3 separate regions of the Homo sapiens genome follow, and regions 1 and 2 are each linked to region 3. Evidence: chromatin loops called from intact Hi-C (ENCODE). Cell type or tissue: PC-3. All regions are shown on one strand.

Region 1 (2,500 bases), 340 kb before region 3:
GGGAAAAATATTTGCCCAAGGTCTCTCAACAAGGAAATAGAATTGGGATTCAATTTTAGTCCTGCCTGTTCCCAAAGGCTGTGTCATTTCCACTATACAAAGCAGCTTCTATGTGGCTCTCAAGTTCCCTTTGCAGCTTTAATTTCTCTTACACCGATTTCCTTGCAATAGAGTTGATATATACTAGGCACCTCAGGCAAAGTGGCACAGGTATTTGGCATTTGCTTTTCTCATGATATCTAGCTGAGGGTGGGGTCTAACTCTTCAGGAATATATTCCACTGTGCTTTCAACAAAACTAGTAATTGTGGCGTCTTCTAGCATTTAGGCTGCCTAATGGCTAACTTAAAAAGCTAAAGGTGACTTTACTCAGATAAAGTAATTCTGTCTGCACTCCTCTATAGTAATTTAATGTCTTGTAATTCTGTACACCATTAAGGAGCAATTAAAAGCAAGCATGTTAGGTTTCAATTCTCTAAACCTCGCAATGCAAAGTCACAGATCCTGACTCCCATTTCATTTGTTTTTAGAGGCAATGCAATCAGGACACGAATCTTTCTTATTTCTTTCCCCATTTCCCATTATCCTTCATATCCCTCTTGCCATCTAAGGGACATATGTCCCCTTGACAATCCTTCAGAGAAAAAGAATTTAGCATGAAACAGACGTGGAGTGTGGGAAGGGGGTGGAATTGAAAATAATGACAACAGCATACTCCAGAGAGATCCTGATTTCCACCTGATTTCCAGAAAGACACCCTCCTCCTGAATTCTTTTTCTTTGGCTGCTAACTACAAGTGACTGAATTAGCCTTTCATAACACTGAGGGAAGGGGCTGAAACAGGAAGAAAAAAAAAGCCCTGAGAGGAAAATTCATTGGAGGAAGCATAAATGACAATGATGTATACTAGATGTTTTTTTTTTTCTGAGAGCAGGTTTTATTAGAAAAAAGAAGAGGGGAGCTCGCCTCTTTGAACGCCTCTCTCCCTCCCACCAGCATTGGGATAAGCTCTTGACAGACATTAACCTTCACCAGGCTCCTGTGAGCTAGGTATTTACCATCTGGATTTCAGTTGATGAAATCAAAGAGGCTCGATTACTTGCCTCGGGGCGTGAAGTTAGAGAGGAACATCAGGCCTGACTCTAAAAGCTGGTATCTCTTTGGAGGTCATCAACCCGACAGTTAACAACTTGATTAACAAATACGTTTTGAGCATGATGCTGAGACTGGAGATAGAATAAGGTCTACGCCGTGAATGCTGCCCTCTGTTGGAGGAGGGTAGAACGTACCCCTTGTTTTCTGTTTGTATTTGCAGCGACCTCTGTTAGAGTAACACAATTGGCCTCCTGTGTCATCCTTCCTGGTCATTCCCCCAGGGCAGGAGACGGGCCCCAATAATTGGTAAGTTAGGAAACAAAGTATTGAACACAGTGTAGCCCTCTTTCAGAATTCTGCTTTGAGGACTCTCTGCTGGCAGAGAAACTATACCCTTTCTCATTCACTCTAATTTTAGGCTTAAAAGCCTTTCCCCTGTGAGCAGGTTGGGTCTCCAGTTCCATCGCTGAAGTATGAGTAGTTTTTCTTTTTCTTTTCTTTTATTTTAATTAATTAATGTATTTTTTATTATACTTTAAGTTCTAGGGTACATGTGCACAATGAACAGGTTTGTTACATATGTATACATGTGCCATGTTGGTGTGCTGCACCCGTTAACTCATCATTTACATTAGTTATATCTCCTAATGCTGTCCCTCCCCCCTCTCCCCACCCTACGACAGGCCCCAGTGTGTGATGTTCCCCACCCTGTGTCCAAGTGTTCTCATTGTTCAATTCCCACCTATGAGTGAGAACACGTGGTGTTTGGTTATCTGTCCTTGCAATAGTTTGCTCAGAATGATGGTTTCCAGCTTCATCCATGTCCCTACAAAGGACATTAACTTATCCTTTTTTGTGGCTGCATAGTATTCCATGGTGTATATGTGCCACATTTTCTTAATCCAGTCTATCATTGTTGGACATTTGGGTTGGCTCCAAGTCTTTGCTGTTGTGAATAGTGCCACAATAAACATACGTGTGCATGTGTCTTTATAGCAGCATGATTTATAATCCTTTGGGTATATACCCAGTAATGGGATGGCTGGGTCAAATGGTATTTCTGGTTCTAGATCCTTGAGGAATCACCACACTGTCTTCCACAATGGTTGAACTAGTTTACAGTCCCACCAACAGTGTAAAAGTGTTCCTATTTCTCCACATCCTCTCCAGCATCTGTTGTTTCCTGACTTTTTAATGATCGCCATTCTAACTGGTGTGAGATGATATCTCATTGTGGTTTGGATTTGCATTTCTCTGATGGCCAGTGATGATGAGCATTTTTTCATGTGTCTGTTGGCTGCATAAATAAATGTCTTCTTTTGAGAAGTGTCTGTTCATATCCTTTGCCGACTTTTTGATGGGGTTGTTTGATTTTTTCTTGTAAATTTGTTTGAGTTCATTGTAGA
Region 2 (2,500 bases), 460 kb before region 3:
CAACAGAATGGAGTAGTAAATATGGTTGATTTGCCATGTCTGCTGGGAGCAACATAGGAGAGGGTGATGGTCTCTGTGTTACACATTTGCTATCTCTGTAATAAATCATTGCTTTGATAAATAATAGTCACAAGTATTTCTGATAAATTTTTCTTTTATAATAGAATATATTTTAAATTTGAGAACGGTGGAATTCTGTGTCCAAAGAAAGACTGGAGGTACCAAGGTCAAAAAGTATATATAATAGCAATTTAGATTTTGTAAGAATATAGCAAGAAAATTGCCTTGAGTTGGGCAGTATCAGTGGAAAAGACACAAACTGTGTTTTATTTCTATTGTCTCACTTGATGGCAATCAACATAGGCTACTTTTGTGACCAAATGTATGTGGGTTTTTCCCCACATCTCAAGCAAGCAATCAGCTGCGCAGCAGACACCAGCTGTATGTGCTCTAATTCAATTCTGACACTATTTACCTGGAGATAGCATCAGATCCCACAGGTTGAGAGCTCAGTTCTCAAGAGTACACTCCTTCCTTCTGCTGTCAAGCCTGAGACCCAGGTTGTTTGACCTGTGCTTCTGACTGACTGGCTATAAATCAGGGATCCCATGACCCTTTTCTGGGGTTTGATTAATTTGTTAGAGTGGCTCACAGGACTCAGAGAAACATTCAAATTTACCAGTTTATTACAAAGAATATTACAAAGGGTACAGATGATGAGATACCTGGAGCAAGTTATGGTAGGGGGAGTGGTGGGGCTTCCACACTTTCCCAGGTGTGCCACCCTCCAGGAACCTCCCTGTGTTCAGTTACCCCAGAAGCTTTCTGTACCATGTCCTTTTGCATTGGATAGGCATGACTGAAGCATGGGCATCTGTGTGGAAATGTGATTGGACAAGGAGAGTACGATCTAATACAAATAGATGCAGAAAACCAACAAGATCTGTTCAGATTCTTCTTGGCCTCTCCATGCAGCATTCCTTCCTCCAGAGTATGGGGCAGAACCTCTTCTGAAATGAGGGTCTTATGATCCATAATCAGACAAAGTAGGTCAGAGAATTTCCTTATGGCCAGCTCCAAGGCAAAAAGGCGAGGTAATATTTCTCCCCATCTTGGAGAGAGGGGGAGAAAAAAACAGTAGGTGAAAGGAAGACAGAAGTTCAGAAAAAAAAGATTCTGTTTTCTGAGACCTGCTTCTGAGGCCCAAAGTGCCCTATCATTATAACAAAGGCTGTTACAAAGGCTATGGGAGTTATGAGCCAGGAACCCTGGACGAAAACAAATATATTGTGTGTGTGTGTGTGTGTATAAATATGAATCATAATGTCATATTACAGGCATGGTGAAGCTATTTTATTGCGATGATACAATTTTGGTCTCATGATTAATCTGAGTACAAAGATCAAATAATTGGCTCTGGGAAATCATGTTTACTCTGCCTTTGTAGAAATTAAAGTTGAACCATCACTTGAAGGGAAGTATAGAAGGGATTCCAGCCATATTTGGACTTCAAATGCATTAAGTGCCTAGTTCAATGGTCTCTTTAAAATGTAAGCGTACTACTCGGTTTTTATTAACTCTCATTTATTTTAGTATCTTGATTTTCTTGATGTCATGGTCACATAGGCAGAAAGGCATTGTGGATGCTACTCATTTTTAGGTGTTCAATAGAGCCTGAATTGATTAAAATTTGGCTCAACCTAGAGAAAACTTATAATATTAAAATAGGTGAAATGAATATAAGACAGAAATAGTGAAAATGGTACATGATCATTCCTATAATATTTAAGCAGAAATAGAACCTTCAATGGTAACGTTAACCTTGCAAATGGGGGACCCTTGGTATTGTACATCTACTAGTCTCTAAGTTCTTCGATTGATGCTGTGATTCAATAAGGGCTAAAAAATGTTTATTGGTGATGGTGAATATGATTCATATGCTATTGAAGACTGTATTAAGTGTTGGTCATACGTTACATAAGATATCCTGCTGCTTCCACAAGAAAAGTCTAGTTTTATTGCAACTTACCTTCCAGTCAAACCTCAGGTAGCTTTTGATCTGAGGAAACCCTCCTTATGTAATTGCCTCTGTTTCTACAGTGTCAAATTTAACACCTTCTCATCTGATTTTTCACATGCTATAAAAATCTAGCCATCACTGAGGACTTACTGCGTGCTAGGCATTGTTCTAGACATGTGGCATTTATTTTTACATGTATTATTAATTGCATCTATTGTTAATCCTCAAGGAAACCTTAAGAAGGTAATATCGTTATCCCCATTTCATGAATACAGAAATTTAGACACATGTAATTTAAATAACTTACCTAAGGTCACACAGCTAGTAGTTGTTGGAGCTGGTATATGAATTCAGCAGTACTACCTTTGTGCCTTTAAGGGAGTTATTTTCACTTTCTGGGCCTCTGTTTTTTCATCTGAAGAAATGAGATACTGAAAATATTGAGTGGTCATTCTCCTTGAGAACTGGAATAAGACAAGG
Region 3 (2,500 bases):
ACAGGCATGAGAGGTAGTTCTTATTATTGTTTGCTTTCTACAGCTGAGGAATGGAAATACTAAGTATGTTAAGGAACCTACTCAAAGCCATAAAAGTAGGAAAAAGCAGTCAACTTTCCTCCAGTTAGGATGAGTGTGGACACAGACATCTTACTCACCAGAGTGAGTCCCGCGGTTGTGTTTATCTTCTCTGCCCACATAAATTCTTGTTTTTGTCTTGTTTTCTGCAGTGAACAGGAATTTCTAAAAGCAGCACCCTTCCCATTCTTCCTCCTTTTCTTCTTCAAATTCTCACTTGTCTGCTTTATTTTCCAGTTACTCAAATGCTATAGAATGAATGTCCCCTCTACCTTCTGCCCCGCAATTCCTGTGTTGAAATCCTAACCTCTAATACCTCCTGATGGTATCAGGAGGTGGAGCCTTTGGGAGGTGACTCAGATATAAGGATGAAGCCCTCATGAATGAGATTAATGCCCTCACACACACAAAATAACTCAGAGCTCGCTTGCCCCATTCTCCAGCCTTGTGAGTATACAATGAGAAGTCAGCAGCTGCAGCCCCAAAGAGAGCCTTCACCAGAACCCAAACATGCTGGCAATTTGTCCTCAGACTTCCAGCTTCCAGATCTGTGAGGAATACATTTCTGTTGATAATAAACTGCCCAGCCTAGAGTAGTCTGTTATTGCCCCTTAAACTAAGATACCAAGAAAAATAGCAGTCTTTGTAAAATGATGTATTCCAAGATATAACTTTTTTTTTTTTTTTTTTTTTTTTTTGTGGAGTGCGCAGGCAAATAAAGGAGCCACACATTTCAGTTGAATGAATGCAAGAGTTAAGCATTTTTAAAAGTTACAAATTATGAAGATTGTGATGCTACAGAATGATACCTTTTCAGCTTCTGTTGTCATTAACTTGGAATTATAATGGCTACTTTGAGTATTGAAAATGAGAATATTGTGCAAATCGGTCATTCCACCCTTCAAGGATATGGTTAGGGTTCTTTCTAAGATTATAAGGCAATGATTAAGCTGGATTATGCTGAAGCATCTTTCAGAATTGCAAAGGTACTTTATGAGTACAGTGTGGAAATTTTAAGTTTGAGGATAGCGCCCTCTTCTGGTTGAAAGTTCTCTTTTTTTTTCTTAATGTGTTTTCTATTTCATATTCAAATAGAAATATAATACAAAACTTGTCCTGGGAATTAATTTTTTAAAAAATTTAAAGTTGAGAAGTGGAACATAAGTTGTCATAATGTGAGGTTTTGGAAAGGTAAATCCCACCTCTAAAGCCTCCGAAATTCCTCTCCTATTCTGGTGTATGTGAAATTTGAGTGTACTCTGTAACATACTCTAAACACAAGATACAATGAGTGTGTGTAGAGTATCGTATTAAAGTGGTTGCTTAGATTTCCAGCATTGATGAAATATGTTTTTAATCGTAAGTAATTTCGAAATTGTTTTAAGGATTGAACACACTTATCAGGGAATGATTGTTGAATGGCTGATGCTATTTCCTATGAAAATGAGAGCACAGTGCTTAGTTTGTATCATTTTTATTTCTTCTAGCCTCTCATTCTCTCTTTCCATGGCTTAAACTTAATACTCACGCAAGCAGTATGTGGTTTCTTCCCAGCCTCCTCTCATTTGCCCATCCACATAATGGCTTTGCCTGGAGCTCTTTCCGTTAAATGACATGCTGAGGCAGCTTTTCATGGCAGTTTCATAACCAAAATAATATTTCCATGCTTTTCCTACTGTCAAATGTATATGAAGATGGAAAATGGGAAGAAACCGGACTTCAGTTCTGGGTTCCTATTCAAATCAATTTCCTTTAAAACAAACGCAAACTGAATCTGATGTTCATTTTCTTAAGTAATAGTTTGGAAGGCCCAACTTGGGTGGGTTGCCTTAGACATCATGTTTATTTAACTAGAAGGAATAACATAAGGTTCTGCCTCCCTTGATTTCTTCTTTGTAAGAGCAAGCACAAATATCTTGTCTTTTATTGGCACAAAAACAATAATCTACACAGAAATTAAATCTTTTGTTTATGCTGTTTTAGGAAACGATATAAGAAACTTTGAATGTCTTGACGATGAGCTAACTAGGAAAGACACATCCTGTTCTTCACACAGATGTAGCAAAGATGTTACGTAGTCTTAAACCTCCACCCCTCTGTGACCCAGTTGCTGTATCTAATAATAATACAGAAATTTAGATTTTTAAAAGAAGTACTTACTTTTTGTGAAGCCAACTGCTTACTGAAAAAGAGACCATGTTCCCTACTGGCCTTAGAATAACTGTGTAGGTACCGCCATCTAGTGGTGGTTTTGCAGACTAAAGCAAAAGAGGTTTCCATTGTCTAATTTGAAGTAGCTCTCTTCTATTAGAGATAAATTGTCAGCTGAGATGAAATGCTGCACCTGAAATTTACTTACATTTTAAATTAAACTTTGAAAGACACAATCATTCCCAAAGTAAATGAAAATTTATACAACTAA

Evidence for each region. Hi-C counts contacts between places; a loop is a spot of excess contacts. Peaks named below come from ENCODE experiments on the same cell type or tissue, not always from the same donor. Only the 100,000 strongest peaks of a DNase experiment are listed, where the experiment ranks them.
Region 1: a loop joins it to region 3, with 10 times the contacts of the local background. A loop is called at or near these places in 8 of 110 quality-filtered maps.
Region 2: a loop joins it to region 3, with 15 times the contacts of the local background. A loop is called at or near these places in 5 of 110 quality-filtered maps.

The regions. Positions count from the first base shown.
Region 1 is chr4:22,128,416-22,130,915 of GRCh38, reverse strand. No RefSeq gene overlaps it. Among named protein-coding and RNA genes, the nearest start is that of KCNIP4, 180 kb to the right of the region's middle. In PC-3, a CTCF peak has its summit at 1,256 (motif pointing left); a DNase peak (open chromatin) is centred at 1,265.
Region 2 is chr4:22,244,294-22,246,793 of GRCh38, reverse strand. No RefSeq gene overlaps it. Among named protein-coding and RNA genes, the nearest start is that of MIR12115, 270 kb to the left of the region's middle. In PC-3, no CTCF peak of the experiment used is centred here; a DNase peak (open chromatin) is centred at 1,293; H3K27ac peaks cover 1,058 bases.
Region 3 is chr4:21,789,246-21,791,745 of GRCh38, reverse strand. The region is part of intron 1 of KCNIP4 (potassium voltage-gated channel interacting protein 4); the gene reads left to right. Among named protein-coding and RNA genes, the nearest start is that of KCNIP4-IT1, 63 kb to the left of the region's middle. In PC-3, CTCF peaks have their summits at 1,106 (motif pointing left) and 2,326 (motif pointing left); DNase peaks (open chromatin) are centred at 135, 445, 1,105 and 2,315; H3K4me3 peaks cover 600 bases; H3K27ac peaks cover 1,105 bases.